Linked DNA regions of Homo sapiens: region 1 is linked to region 2. Evidence: read pairs that join two places in POLR2A ChIA-PET (ENCODE). Cell type or tissue: Panc1. All regions are shown on one strand.

Region 1 (8,000 bases), 200 kb after region 2:
TGAAGGGGACTAGGCAGCCAACATCAGGTCCTAACCAGGGGGCACACACCCCACTTGCGCCCCTGTCCCTGAATACTTCTTTAGCTGCTGGAGGCAGCCAAGGACAGATAGATTTCTAGAATGCTGTGTTCCCGAGTGCCAGAGATGCAGCTCATCCTCCTCGTCCTGCTCTGGCCCCTTTCCAGGGCGTGGCTTCTCCAGGATGAATCAGAGCCTTGAAACAAAACCTTGTCCCTGTTAGAGTGCCATGTTCCTTCCCTTTCCCTTGGAGGCTGTGAAACATATTTTGGGACCTCTTGCTCCCTTCATTCCCAGATGTTTGGAAGCTGGTATCTGGCCAACCATGGGGAAATGAGGGAGGGCCAGGCTCTGCAGCATGGCCAGCCACAGGCGCTGGAGGCAGGGTGACCCTGGCTGACAGGTCCCATGGGGACTTCATGACAGCTCAGGCTGCCAAGTCAGTGCAGAAGACAGATGGTGGGTCTTCAGAAACCAGCCTGGGCTGGCTGCAGCCCTGTGCTCTGCAGGATCTCTTGGCCTCACCATCTCTGGTGAGATGAAGTTTGTTTCTTAGGTCAAGTGTACACCTTGGCTGGGCGCAGTGGCTCACGCCTGTAATCCCACTACATTGGGAGGCTGAGGCGAGAGAACTGATTGAGCCCAGGAGCTCGAAACCAGCTTGGGCAACATGGCAAAACCCCATCTCTATTTAAAAAAGGAGAAGAAAAAGAGCATACCTTGATCCTAGCTCCTGCCCCGCCCAGGCCCCGGCCAGCCTGTGTCACCAGCCCAATTCCTCTACCCCCTGCCTACCCCTGCCATACCCTGGGCAGCTGAGACACACTTCTGGCTCTGACATCCCCTGTTAAGGCTTCCTCTCCAACTGATCTGTTCCTCACAGGCCCCAGGGTGCTTGGCAGGAGGCAGATACAGACTGTGTCAGTGTGACCATAGGACACCAATACCTGCATGGGGAGTTTAGCAGCCCACAAGCTATTAAGAGTTATTCAGGGGTGGGAAGGATACTTCTTGGCTCTTCTAGGAGACAGGATCTCTAAACCCTAAAGACCGGGCTCAAAGGGGCAGTTCACTGAAGGACATGAATTTGGGAGAGGGAGGCTGGAAGTAGATCCCTGTTCTGGAGACAGAGCATGTTAGTTTCTCTGGAGGAAATTCTGGGCATCTGCTTGAAGCCAGCTAGAACGGAAGTGGTTAGGAACACAGAGGTTCTCTAGGTTTTGAGACCTCCCACCCCAAAGCACCCTCCAGACCCTCAAGGGAAGGGAAAATGAGAGGTAGGGGGCACAGTGATCCTGGACAGCACAGCCCATGGTCCTTCCCAGTCCCGTCCCTGAGGAAGACAGCTTGGGAGCCCCTGGAACACAGCAAGTCCTCACCCAGCCCAGCTAGCTGGTGCCAGCCACTCTAAGGACAGGGAATGTTTGTGCTGGTTTTACAGAACTGGCATAAAAAGCAAGGAGAGCCACCTAGAGACTGCGCTCCCTGCTTCCCTGGCTCCCTGTGTTCCTAGTGGAGGGCCAGGTTACGGTCACCCTGCTTTGGTAGTCATGATTCCACAAGGTGTGGTCCACGTGAGACAGGAATGTGCTTGTAAACAGTCATAACAGAAAAAAAAAGACCAACAGGTTTGTGTTTAAACCTGGTTCACCTGTTACGTAAGATGCATACTAAAAAGGGGAGCTTTGGTTTTTACTTGTCTTGTATTTTGCACAAATTGAAAGGAAGTGGAAGCCTTCTTGGCTTATTATAGCCACAGAGAAGGTTTCCAGACAGGAGCTACAGCAATGTCCCCTCTGTCCAGACAGCAGCAGGAGAGAGGGGACATTGCACATCACCAGAAAGATAGCAAGGGCAGACCGTCAGAACTTGGGGCATTTCTCTTGGCCTTGGAGTGGAAGGGCAGACAGGGTCTTAAAGCGGCAGACAGGAATAGGGTGGTAGTGGGTGGCAGGACAGAGGCTTCCATCCGGCCCAGGGCCTGAGGGAAGGCTTGAACTTCCTATCTTACTTTCACCATCTTATAGGAAGGAGGGCAGAACAGCCAAGTGAAGTGGAAGCTGCGGAAGGCTGTTCTTTATAAGTTGTTTCTTTAAAAAATTATAAAAGGCCAGGCCTGGTGTCATCTGCCTGTAGTTATGGCTACTCAGGAGGCTGAGGCAGGAGGGTTGCTTGAGTTCAGGAGATTGAGACCAGCCTGGACAACGCAGTGAGACCCCTATCTCTACAAAACAGAAAACAAAACAGGCGTGGTGATGCAGACCTGTGGTCCCAGCTACTCGGGAGGCTGAAGCTGGAGGATTGATTGAACCCAGGAGGTCGAGGCTGCAGTGAGCCATGATGGTGCCACTGCACTCCAGCCTGGGTGACAGAGTGAGACTTAAAAGACAAACAGGGCCGAGCGTGGTGGCTCACGCCTGTAATCCCAGCACTTTGGGAGACTGAGGTGGGCGGATCACGAGGTCAGGAGATCCAGACTATCCTGGCTAACACGGTGAAACCCTGTCTCTACTAAAAATGCAAACAATTAGCCGGGCGTGATGGCGGGCGCCTGTAGTCCCAGCTACTTGGGAGGCTGAGGCAGGAGAATGGCGTGAACCCAGGAGGCGGAGCTTCCAGTGAGCCGAGATTGTGACACTGCACTCCAGCCTGGGCGACAGAGCAAGACTCCGTCTCAAAAAACAAACAAACAAACAAAAAACCCAAACAAACAAAATGGCTGGGCTCGGTGGCTCACGCCTGTAATCCCAGCACTTTGGGAGGCCGAGGCCGGCGCATCACGAGGTCAGTAGATGGAGACCATCCTGGCTATCAGGGTGAAACCCCGTCTCTACTGAAAATACAAAAAATTAGCTGGACGTAGCGGCTAACGCCTGTAATCCCAGCTACTTGGGAGGCTGAGGCAGGAGAATCCCTTGAACCCAGGAGGTGGAGGTTGCAGTGAGGTGAGATTGCACCACTGGACTCCAGCCTGGGCGACAGGGCGATCCGTCTCAACCAAAAACTTAGCTGGGAATGCTGGCACATGTTGTAGTCCCGTCTACTGAGGAAGCTGAGGCAGGAGAATCGCTTGAACCTGGGAGGCGGAGGCGGGGATTGCAGTGAGCCGAGATAGCACCACTGCACTCCAGCCTGGGTGACAGAGTGAGACCTTGTCTCAAAACTAATAATAATTAAAAGTAAATAAATAAAAATGTATACAGTAAAAATGAGTTAAGCCCCCAATGTTAGTAACCTTTTTTTTTTTTTTTTTTTTTTTTTTTTTTTTTTTTTTTTTTGTAGAGATGGGGTTTCACCGTGGTCTCGATCTCCTGACCTCGTGATCCGCCCACCTCGGCCTCCCAAAGTGCTGGGATTACAGGTGTGAGCCACCGCGCCCGGCCAACCTTTTTTTTTTTTTTTTTTGGAGACAAGAGTCTTGTTCTGTCACCCAGGCTGGAGTGCGGTGGTGCGATGTCGGCTCACTGCAATCTCTGCCTCCAGGTTCAAACACATCACCTGCCTCAGTCTCCCAGGTTGCTGGGATTACAGGTACATGCCACCACGCCCAGCTAATTTTATATTTGTTTTTTTTTTTTTAGTAAAGATGGGGTTTTGCCATGTTGGCTAAGGCTGGTCTCGAACTCCTGACCTCAAAGCAGTCCATCCACCTTGGCCTCCCAAAGTGCCTGGATTACATGTGTGAGCCACCACACCTGGCCTGTTTGATTGATTCTGGTGTTACTATTGTAAATAATTCTGCAGTGAATATCCTCATACACATCTTTGCACACCTTTGTAACCATTTTTATAGGGCAGATTTCTAGCAATGGAATTGCTAGGTTGGAGTATACACCCGTTTGCATTTTTGATGGATGGCTTCGAACTGTCCTCTAAGAATCTTGTATCAGTTTCCATGGCAGTTGATTCTCATGTCACCCTCTTGTCCCTGCAGGATGAATCAGGCGCCAACCGTGGGCTTTGAGCAGGATGTTGGCAGCCGAACCACCCACCATTTCATGTACCCTGAGAGTGCCAAGAACCTGCCCGCCAACGTCAGCTTCGTGCTGGTGCCCTTCAAGGTCCTGGACCTTCTGTGGATCGCCAGCGCCTTGTCCACGGGGCAGATCCGATTGTGAGCTTCTTGCTGGCCTGGGTAGAATATGGGTGACAGGACCATCTTGGGCAGAGTCTTCTAGGGGCCAGATTGTAGGATTCCTTTCATTGAACATTTTGGCCAAGAGGGGCTGGTGAGAAGGGAGGGCCTAAGTTGGTGGGTGAGCTGAAGGCACAGCTTGCTCTGTGTCACCTCCTGTGTGGTGACACAGCATATTGATGGTGGAAAGATGAGGAAGGATCTGTTTTTTTGTTTGTTTTTTTTTTTTTTTGGAGACAGAATTTCGCTCTTGTTGCCCAGGCCGGGGTGCAATGGCGCGATCTTGGCTCACTGCAACATCCGCCTCCCGGGTTCAAGCGATTCTCTTGCCTCAGCCTCCTGAGTAGCTGGGATTATAGGGATGCACCACCACGCCCGGCTAATTTTGTATTTTAGTAGAGACAGGTTTCTTCATGTTGGTCAGGCTGATCTGGAACTCCTGACCTCAGATGATCCAGCTACCTCGGGCTCCCAAAGTGCTGGGATTATAGGTGTGAGCCACCGCACCCGGCCAGACCATCTGGTTTTGGTCTCCTTTCTGGGTGATGGCTCCTGACTGAGGGAGCTCTGCCTTCTGAGGACTTTCTTTGGGGGTAGTTGTCCCATCATAGCCGGGAACCATGGGAAATCTAGTTCACCAAGTATATTTTTTAACAGCTTTATCAAGATATGATTCATATCCCATACATCTCACCTATTTAATGTGTATAATCCAGTAACTTCTTATATATTCAGAGTTGTATAACCATGACTACAATTAATTTTAATTTTTTTTAATTTTATTTTTTTTTGAGATGGAGTCTCACTCTCTTACCCAGGTTGGAGTGCAGTGGCGCAATCTTGGCTCACTGAAACCTCTACCTCCCGAGTTTAAGAGATTCTCGTGCCTCAGCCTCCCGAGTAGCTGGGATTACAGGCACATGTCACCATGCCTGGCTAATTTTTGTATTTTTAGTAGAGACGGTGTTTTGCCATGCTGGCCAGGCTGGTCTCAAACTCCTGACATCAAGTGATCCACCTGCCTCAGGCTCCCATCGTGTTGAGATTACAGGCATGAGCCACCACATCCGGCCCACAATTAATTTCTTTTGAAACGGAGTCTCATTCCGTTGCCCAGACTGGAGTGCAGTGGCAGAATCTCAGCTCACTGTAACCTCCGCCTCCCAGGTTCAAGTGATTATCCTGCCTCGGCCTTCTGAGTAGCTGGGATCACAGGCATGTGTCACCACAGACCTGGCTAATTTTTGTATTTTTAGTAGAGATGGGGTTTCGCTATGTTGGCCAGGCTGGTCTCAAACTTCTGAGCTCAGATGATCTGCTCACCTTGGCCTCCCGAAGTGCTGGGATTATACGGCATGAGCCACCACACCCGGCCCCACAATTAATTTTAAAACATTTTCATGGCCGGGCACTGCGGCTCACGCATGTAATCCCAGCACCTTGGGAGGCCAAGGCGGGTGGATCACAAGGTCAGGAGTTAGAGACCAGCCTGGCCAACATGGTGAAACCTCATCTGTACTAAAAATAAAACAATTAGCTAGGCGTGGTGGCATGCGCCTGTAATCTCAGCTACTCAGGACGCTGAGACAGGAGAATCGCTTGAGCTCAGGAGGTGGAGGTTGCAGTGAGCCAAGACCACACCATTGCACTCTAGCCTGGGCAACAAGAGCAAAACTCTGTCTCAAAAAAAATAAAAAATAAAAATTTTTGGCCGGGCATGGTGGTTCATGCCTGTAATCCCAGCCCTTTGGGAGGCCGATGTGGGCGATCATGAGGTCAAGAGATCAAGACCATCCTGGCCAACATGGTGAAACCTTGTCTCTACTAAAAATACAAAAATTAGCTGGGTGTGGCCGGCCAGGCGTGGTGAGTCACGCCTGTAATCCTAGCACTTTGAGAGACCAGGCGGGCGGATCACAAGGTAAGGAGATGGAGACCATCCTGGCTAACACCGTGAAACCCCATCTCTACTAAAAAATAATAAAAAAAAATTAGCCGGCCGTGGTGGCAGGCACCTGTAGTCCCAGCTACTGGGGAGGCTGAGGCAGGAGAATGGCGTGAACCCGGGAGGCGGAGCTTGCAGTGAGCCGAGATCGCGCCACTGCACTCCAGCCTGGGTGACAGAGCGAGACTCCGTCTCAGGAAGAAAAAAAAAAAACTAGCTGGGTGTGGTGGCGCACGTCTGTAGTCCCAGCTACTTGGGAGGCTGAGGCAGGAGAATCGCTCGAACCTGGGAGGCAGAGGTTACAGTGAGACGAGATTGTGCCACTGCATTCAAGCCTGACGACAGAGATTCCGTCTCAAAAAAACAAAACAAAACAAAAAAAATTTTCATGTTCTGCCGGGTGCAGTGGCTCACACCTGTAATCCCAGCACTCTAGGAGGCCAAGGAGGGTAGATTGTTTGAGTCCAAGAGTTTGAGACCACCTTGGGCAACATGGCGAAACTCTGTCTCTGCAAAAAATACAAAAATTAGCCAGACATGGTGGCATGCTCCTGTAGTCCTAGCCACTCAAGGATGAGGTGGGAGGATCGGATCACTTGAACCCGGGAGGCAGAGGTTGCAGTGAGCTCAGATCGCGCCACTGCACTCCAGCCTGGGCAACAAAGCAGGGCTCTGCCTCAAAAAAAAAAAAAAAAAAAAAAAGAACCAAAAAAGGAACATTTTCATGTTCTAAGGGTCTTTAATCTAAAGATACCCCCGGATCCCTAAGCCATCACCCCCACTCCTCCCACCCCGAGCCCTAGGCAACCATTAATCTACTCTGTCTCACCATATATTTTTGTTGTGTGGTAAAATATACACAATATAACATTTGCCATTTTAACTATTTTTAAGTGTAAAGCTCAGTAACATTAAGTATATTCACATTATTGTATAGCCATCACCACTCTCCATTTCCAGAACGTTTTCATTATCCCAAATGGAAACTGTACACCTTAAACACTAACTCTCCATTCTCCCCTCAACCCCAGGTAACCTTATTCTACTTTCTGTCTCTATGATTTAACTATTCTTTTTTGTTTGTTTGTTTGTTTGTTTGTTTTTGGAGACAGAGTCTCACTCTGTCACCCAGGCTGGAGTGCAATGGCGCCTTCTCGGCTCACTGCAACCTGGGTTCAAGCGATTCTCCTGCCTCAGCCTCCCGAGTAGCTGAGACTACAGGCAAGCACCACCACGCCCAGCTGATTTTTTGTATTTTTAGTAGAGACGGGGTTTCACCGTGTTAGCTAGGATGGTCTCGATCTCCTGACCTTGTGATCTGCCCGCCTCAGCCTCCCAAAGTGCTGGGATTACAGGCAGGAGCCACCGCACCCGGCCTGTTTGTTTGTTTTTGAGCCTGAGTCTTGCTCTGTTGCCCAGCATGTAGTGCAATGGCATGATCTTGGCTCACTGCAACCTCTGCCTCCTGGGTTCAAGCGATTCTCGTGCCTCAGCCTCCCGAGTAGCTGGGACTACAGGCATGGGCCACCATACCCGGCTAATTTTTGTATTTTTAGTACAGATGGCCAGGCTGGTGTTGAACCCCTGACCTCAGGTGATCGGCCCAACTTGGCCTCTCAAAGTGCTGGGATTACAGGCATGAGCCACCACACCCAGCCTGATTTGACTATTGTGTTTTTTTTTTTTTTTTTTTTTGAGACAGAGTTTCGCTCTGTCGCCAGGCTGGAGTACAGTGTGGCACAATGTCGGCTCACTGCAACCTCAGACTCCCTGGTCCAAGCGATTCTCCTGCCTCAGTCTCCCAAGTAGCTGGGACTACAGGCGTGTGCCACCACACCCAGCTAATTTTTGTATTTTTAGTAGAGACAGGGTTTTACCATGTTGGCCAGGATGGTCTCCATC
Region 2 (8,000 bases):
CCAGATCTGCCACTCAGATGCCTGCTTTGCAGCAACTCACGCTCCCTGGCTCCATATCACAGCCTGTCATGACCACGGTCCTCTTTGTGCCTCTGGAGATGCCCTAGCCACCTTTCCGGGCAGTCTTAGTCTTGGCATAAATAAATGCTGCTATGGTCTGAATATCTGTGTCTCCCCCAAAATTCATCACCTCAAGGTGAAGGTATTAGAAGGTGAAGTCTTTGGAAGATGATGAGGTCGTGATGGTGGGCCTTTTGAATGGATTTAGTGCCCTTATAAAAGAGACCCCAGAGAGATCCCTCACCCCTCCTGCCTCTGAGGCTACAGGGAAAAGACAGCCGCCTAGGACAAGGGCCCACACCAGACACCAAATCTGTCAGCGCCTTGATCTTGGTCTTCCCAGGCTCTAGAACAATACACTTCTGTTGTTTACAAGCCTCCCAGTCTATACAACTTTCTTTTTTTTTTTTTTTGAGACGGGGTCTCGCTGTGTCGCCCATGCTGGAGTGCAGTGGCACAATCTCAGCTCACTACAACCTCTGCCTCCCAAGTTCCAGCAATTCTCCTGTCTCAGCCTCCTGAGTAGCTGAGACTACAGGTGCACACCACCACGCCCAGCTAATTTTTTATTTTTAGTAGAAATGGGGTTTCACCATGTTGGCCCAGCTGGTCTCGAACTCTTGACCTCAAGTAATCCATCTGTCTCGGCCTCCCAAAGTGCTGGGATTACAGGCATGAGCCACCACGCCCAGCCGGATTTTCTTATGGCAGCCCAAACAGACTAAGACAAATCCCATTTCTCCTGAGGTCAGCCAAACAAGGTTAGACTACTCCCCAGAAGAATGTTCCTACAAAATGAGAGAGGAGCCCTGGCGCAGTGGCTCATGTCTGTAATCCCAGCACTGTGGGAGGTTGAAGTGGGAGGATCACATGAGTCCAGGAGTTCAAGACCAGCCTGGGAAACAAAGTGAGAACCCATCACTATTAAAAATAAAAATTAGCAGGGCACAGTGGTGCACACCTGTGGTCCAGCTACACGAGAGGCTGAGGCAGGAGGATTAATTGAACCTAGGAGGTCAAGGCTGCAGTGAGTCATGTACTCCAGCCAGGGTGACAGAGTGAGATCCTGTCTCAGAAGAAGAAAAAGAAGGAGAAGGAATTAGAGGAGAAAGAAGAAGGAGAAGAAAACTAGAGAGGAAACAGAACTAAGAAATTGAAATGCAGGCCAGGCACGGTGGCTCACACCTGTAATCCCAGCACTTTGGGAGGCCGAGGTGGGCGGATCACCTGAGGTCAGGAGTTCCAGACCAGCCTGGCCAACATGGCAAAACCCCATCTCTACTAAAAATACCAGAAAAAAAATTAGTTGGGTGTGGTGGCGGGCGCCTGTTACCCCAGCTACTTGGGAGCCTGAGGCAGGAGAATTGCTTGAACCCTGGAGGCAGAGGTTGCAGTGAGCCGAGATCGCACCACTGCACTCCAGCCTGGGCGACAGAGGGAGACTCTGTCTCAGAAAAAAAAAAAAAAAGAGAGAGAGAGAGAGAGAGATAAATTGAAATGCAGCCACCTGGAAATATGAGGGTTTCCCAAGGCCTAGAATATTTGATATGAATCTGCCCAGAGTAGACTGGCAGCCTCCCAAAGCCTCCTCCTCACCTCCTCCTCATCTGTACCCACTGGCTTGGCAAGAAGCCCTCCCTTCCAAAACCTGTTTCCTCTGGCCTTGAGCAGTAGCAGCCCTGCCCCTAGATCTTGGCAGGACCAGTGTGTTCTGCTTGAGCTCTTGAAGAGGAAGAGAGTCCTCCCCAGAAAGTCCTCTTTGGGCCCTTGACCCTCCCTCAGAGATAATAAGACCTGCCAGGCAGAATTCTTGTGAGGATTAGATATTGAGCTTGAATTAGATTAGAGCTTGAATATACACATACAATCTTTGGAAGGACCCATAAGAACCAGGCATCAGTAACTGTCTTTGGATAGATGAATGGAGGCCTAGGGAATGAGAAGTAGAGGAAGCCACTTTTCACTATAAACCAATCTCTCTCTATTGAATGTTTTTACTGTATGCACATATTACCTATTTGAAATTGAAAGCACAATGCCATTTATATTAGCACCCTAAAAATAAAATTCTTCACTATAAATCTAACAAAATATGTACAAGATCTGTATGAGGAGTACTATACAACCCTGATGAAAGAAAGCAAAGATCTAAATAAATGGAGAGATATTCCATGTTCATGGATAGGATGATTCAATATTGTTAAGATGGTTGTTCTCCCCAACTTTGTAGATTCAATGCAACACAATAAAAATCCCAGAAAGTTATTTTGTAATATCTACAAGTTGATTCTAAAGTTTACACAGAGTAGCAAAAGACCTAGAAGGACAACACAAAAAAGAAGAATGGAATTAGAGAACTGACACTCCCTGACTTCAAGACTTACTTAAAGCTATAGCAATCAAGATAGTGTGGTATTGGTGAAAGAACAGACAAATAGATCAGTGGAACAATAGGGAACCAAGAATAGACTCACACAAATATAGTCAACTGATCTTTGACAAAGGAGCAAAGGCAATTCAATGGAAAAAGGATAGTCTTTCCAACAAATGGTGCTGGAATGATTGATCATCCACCTGCAAGAAAAAAATCTAGATATTGCCAGGTACACTAGCTCACACCTCTGATCCTAGTGCTCCAAGAAGCTAAAGCAGGAGGATTGCTTGAGGGCAGGAGTCTGAGATCAGGCTGGGCAACACAGCAAGACCCCATCACCACAAAAAAAGAAAAAATACAAAAAAAATAGCCCAGCATGGTGGCATGCACCTGTAGTCCCAGCTACTCGGGAGGCTGAGGTGGGAGGATCACTTGAGCCCAGAGTTCAAGACTGCTATGAGCCACAATCATGCCACTGCACTCCAGCCTTGACAACAGAGTGAGATCCTGTCTCAAAAAATAACAACAACAACAACAAACTAGGTACTAAGAAATCTTGATTCTAAGGTCTGACCTTAGACCTTAGACCTTTCACAAAAATTTATTCAAAATGAAACTTGAACCTAAACATAAAATGCAAAACTATAAAACTTCTAGAAGATAACATAGGAAGAAAATCTAGCTGATCTTGGGTTTGGTGATGTTTTTCTATATATCAAAAGCACGATCCTTGAAATAAAAAATTGACATTAGACTTTATTAAAATTAAAAGCTTCTGCTCTGCAAAAGACACTATTGCTAGGAAAAATGATAAAATATTTGCAAAAGACATATTGATAAAGACCTTGTATCTAAAATATACAAAGAACTCTTAAAACTCAACAATAAGAAAACAAACAACCCAGTTAAAAAATGGACAATAGGGCCAGGCGCAGTAGCTCATGCCTGTAATCCCAGCACTTTAGGGGGCTGACACAGGAGGATCGCCTGAGGCCAGCAGTTCGAGACCAGCCTGGCCAATATGGTGAAACCCCGTCTCTATTTATTAAAAAAAGAAAAAGAATAAAACTGTGTTTTTAAGAAAAATTTAAAAAATAGGGCCGGCACGGTGGCTCACGCCTGTAATCCCAGTACTTTGGGAGGCCGAGGCGGGCAGATCATTAAGTCAGGAGTTCAAGACCAGCCTGACCAACATGCTGAAACCCCGTCTCTACTAAAAATACAAAAATTAGCTGGGCATGGTGGCATGTGCCTGTAATCCCAGCTACTCAGGAGGCTGAGGCAGGAGAATCGCTTGCACCCAGGAGGCAGAGGCTGCAGTGAGCCCAGATCGCGCCACTGTACTCCAGCCTGGACGACAGAGTGAGACTCCATCTCAAAAAAAGAAAAAGAAAAAATAAACCAATAAATAAATAAATAAAACTGCTTTGTAAAAGTCTACTGATTTTTTTTAAGGAAGTTTAAAAGCTATTTTTAAAATAATTATTCAGCAACTGGTATAGGCTTTGCAGGCAGACAGCCCAGGATTCAAGTCTCAGAACCCTGAGCCTGCCAAGCTTCCTCCTCTGGGGATTACAGCCACACCTTCCAGGGTTGGGTTAAGGGTCCCAGAACCCACAGCAGCATGAGAGTCAAAAGTTATGTTGCTACCTGATTCTCATGGGCAGAGAGAGGAGGGGCCTTCTATTACACCTCAGGAGGCGGTCAGGGTGGGGTGCACTGGGGAGAAGAACGAGGGCGAGTAGAACAGGAGGCACCCGCTCCAGTGACATCATCCAACAAAGGTTTCCTGCCTGTGACAAGACACTGGAAAGTGCCTGGCCCCAGCCCAGCCTCAGCCGGGCCAGCAGGTCTGCTGGCCTTTATGCATTGTATGGCTTTAGTGGGGCCTGGGAAGCCAGGAGGAGGGCTATGGAGTGACCCAGTATGGTAGAGACAAGAATGAACCTGGAGCAGGTGGTGGGGGGAGTAGAAGGACCACCACCTCCCCGCCGCCCCCATGCCCCTTCCCACTGTGGAACCCTGGAGGAGACCCTAAGCAGCTTCTTCATCACTACCTAGTACTACCAGGGCCCCCACCCAGGACAGTGGTGAGAAGAGAAAGATCAAATGCACTTTGCTCCTCCAAGCAGCAAGGAGCACAAACACCACTGCCGTTGGCCCCAGCCTGGCCCCAGCCCAGCCCCAGCACCGAGCCTCAGGGCAACAGCAGGGGGAAGGGAGAAGCCAGGCTCCTAGGCATGACTTAACCTCTCTGATCCTCAGTTTCCTCATCTGCAGTATGGGAATATCAGCTGCACGTCACCAGCTGGGCCCTGTAAGAATCCGGGGAGATGGTGCCTGTATAGGGCTGAGCACCCTGCCTGGCACAGAGGTAAATGACAGCTCCCTGTGCCTCCATACAAGGTGACTGCCAGGCAAGCTAACAGGGGCAGGGTGGGAGGACGGTGAGGGCCATTCTTTTTTTTTTTTTTTTTTTAAGAGACAGGATCTCACTCCACTACTCAGGCTGGAGTACAATGGTGTGATCATGGCTAACTGAAGCCTCGACCTCCTGGGTTCATGCGATCCTCCCACCTCAGCCTCCTGAGTAGCTGGGACTACAGGTACGTGCCACCACGCCCGGCTAACTGGGTCATTCTGGATAAACTGCTGTCCCTGCCAGAGTCACCCTCTGTCCTAGCTATAAGCGTGGTGGTCATCCTGCCTCAGCTCTGGGGACAAAGGAGGGCACTGGATCACTGCCATCAGGAATGGTATTTATGGCCTATCAGGGGCCAGGTTGGAGTTGGACAGATTGAATCATGTGGACAAGGTCTTGGCACCCAGAGAGCTGAGTTGGAAAACACAGTTGCACAAAAGGCAAAATCAGCTCAACAGCTATGGGACAGACTTAGAGGCCTGCAAGAGAGTTATTAGGAGTGTCTCGTTGAATGGCAGGAGAAGGAAGGCACTGAGTGACACGGAGCCTGGCTCTCCCAGTCTCGCTTGGCATGGTCCCCACAGTGCTGTCCTGAGACCCCGGAGACCCGAGCAGGCTGGGGCCGGGGCCGGGTCTGACTGCACAGAGCAGCCAGCGCTGACAGTGTGAAGGCAGCCAGAGGGAGGGGCAGCGCACTGACGACGGGGAGGGCACAGCAGCTACATCTGTACTGTGGGGGTGGCAGGGCACCCCTGACCCCAGGAACTGACTGCCAGGGGCGGGGGCAGGGAGAGGCCAGCTTGCGGGGGGACGGGTTTGGGAGACTTCCACCCAGGATGGAGGGCTCAAGCCGGACTGCCTGGGTTCGAATCCCAGCAACGCCAGCTGCTGGCTAACCTTGGGCAGGTGACTTAACCTCTGAGCCTTGGTTCCCAGGTGTTGACAGCCCCTACCGCACAGGGCTATGGTGAGGATTTGAGATCAAGCCTGTTCAGCTTAACACAGCACCTGGCCCAGTGAAAACAGCACCAGCTACTTCCGCACTATTGGGCTAGACCTGGGACAAGCCTTCCCACCCGGCTGCCCCCTCCCTCTGACCCGAGCACCACCTTTACAAGGGTTTGTTATATACAATTTTTGTCTGGACTGGGTCCCATCAGAGAGGTGCACAGCGTCGGAGGTACACAGCCTTGGCTCCACCCCCACCTCGCACAGGCACCTCCTTACCTGCCTCCGCTAATGGGGAGCTCCCCAATCCACAAAGCAGCCTCTGTTCCTCATGCAGACATCTCTGATCATGAGTTCTCTAGCGTGAGCCCAAATCTCTTCCCTACAACTGCCCCTTAGTGGGAGTGATTTTTCTGCCAGGGACTTTCCAATGTCTGGAATCTGCCCATCCCACACATGCTAGGAATCCCCCAAGCAGGGCCCCATCACGGCTCCAGGAAGGATTCCCTGAACCCCAGCCCTCTCCCGCCGTGAGCAGCTTCTGCTGAATGGAGTAATGACTTCCACAGGGACACAGACGCCCCTCCCCTGGGTGGGTCTGTCCATCTCTCCAGCAACACCTCCCCGAAGGCAGAAAGCCTTGTATTCCCACAGACCTGAGGCTAATAACACAGTTCACATGCGTTGCCTCATCCTGTCCTCACGAACCCTGTAAAGGATCTACTATTTTTTCGTTTGTTTTTAAAAATCATGGTAAGGCCGGGTGCAGTGGCTCACGCCTGTAATCCCAACACTCTGGGAGGCCGAGGCAGGCGGATCATTTGAGGTCAGGAGTTCAAGACCAGCCTGGCCAACATGGTGAAACCCCATCTCTACTAAAAATACAAAAAATAGCTGGGCGTGGTGGCGGGCACCTGTAATCCCAGCTACTTGGGAGGCTGAGGCAAGAGAATCACTTGAACCCAGGAGGCTGAAGTTGCGGTGAACTGAGGTCATACCACTGGACTCCACCCTGGGTAACAAGAGCAAAACTCTGTCTCAAAAAAAAAAAAAAAAATCATGGTAAAAAAACACATAAGGTGAAATGTACCACATCTATAAAAAAGAATGAGATCATGTCTTTTATGGGAACATGGATGGAGCTGGAGGCCATTATCCTCAGCAAAGTAGCACAGAGCAGAAAACCAAATACTGCACTTTCTCACTTATAAGTGGGAGCTAAATGATGAGAACTCAGGGACACATAGAGGGGACAACAGACACTGGGGTCTATCTGAAGGTGGAGGGTGGGAGGAGGGAGAGGAACAGAAAAGATAACTATTGGGTACTGGGCTTAATTCCTGGGTGATGAAATACAACAAACCCCCATGAGTTTGCCTGTGTAACAAACCTGCACATGTACCCCCGAATCTAAAACAAAAGTTAAAAAAAAATTAACCATTTTAACCATTTTTTTCTTTTCTTATTATTATTTTTTGTGTGTGTGACAGAGTCTCACTATGTTCCCCAGACTGGAGTGCAATGGCGTGACCTTGGCTCACTGCAACCTCCACCTCCCGGGTTCAAGCGATTCTCCTGCCTCAGCCTCCTGAGTAGCTGGGATTACTGGTGCCCGCCACCACGCTCAGCTAGCATTTTTGCCACCGCTCTCAGCTAGCATTTTTTTCCCAGTGGCATTAAATACATTTATATTATTGTGTTACCATCACCACCATCCATTTCCAGAACTTTTCATCTTATAAAACCAAAACTTTATATCCATTCCTCCTTCCCCACCCCCAGCCCCTGGCAACCACCATAGAAACATTGTACTTTCTGTTTCTATGAACCTGGCTACTCTGGCTCCGTTACATAAGTAGAATCATACAGTATTTATCTTTTGTGCCTGGCTAATTTCACTTGATTTCCTCAAAGTTCATTCACGTTGTAGCATGTGTCAGAATTCCCTTCCTTTGTAAGGCTGAATCATACCACATTGTGTATATTTACGGCACATTTTGTTTTTCCATTCATCTGTTGATGAACACTTGAATTGCTTTTACCTTTTAGCTACGATTGATGCTGCTATGAACATGGGTGGGCAAATATCTCTTTGAGACTCTGCTTTTAGTTCTTTTTGGTATATATCCAGAAGTGGGATTGCTGGATTGTATGGTGATTCTATTTTTAATGTTTTTTTTTTTTGAAATGAAGTTT

Evidence for each region. Peaks named below come from ENCODE experiments on the same cell type or tissue, not always from the same donor. Only the 100,000 strongest peaks of a DNase experiment are listed, where the experiment ranks them.
Region 1: POLR2A ChIA-PET joins it to region 2 with 11 read pairs; 6 of 35 experiments call an interaction of 5 or more read pairs at or near these places.

What each region holds. Positions count from the first base shown.
Region 1 is chr16:70,384,499-70,392,498 of GRCh38, reverse strand. ST3GAL2 (ST3 beta-galactoside alpha-2,3-sialyltransferase 2) reads left to right here. Exons shown (of 7, transcript NM_006927.4): 4 at 3,953-4,132. Among named protein-coding and RNA genes, the nearest start is that of DDX19A, 42 kb to the right of the region's middle. RefSeq lists an enhancer at 4,577-5,261. In Panc1, no CTCF peak of the experiment used is centred here; no DNase peak of the experiment used is centred here.
Region 2 is chr16:70,588,484-70,596,483 of GRCh38, reverse strand. It overlaps a transcript of IL34 not described here. Among named protein-coding and RNA genes, the nearest start is that of IL34, 54 kb to the left of the region's middle. In Panc1, no CTCF peak of the experiment used is centred here; no DNase peak of the experiment used is centred here; H3K4me3 peaks cover 475 bases; H3K27ac peaks cover 6,101 bases.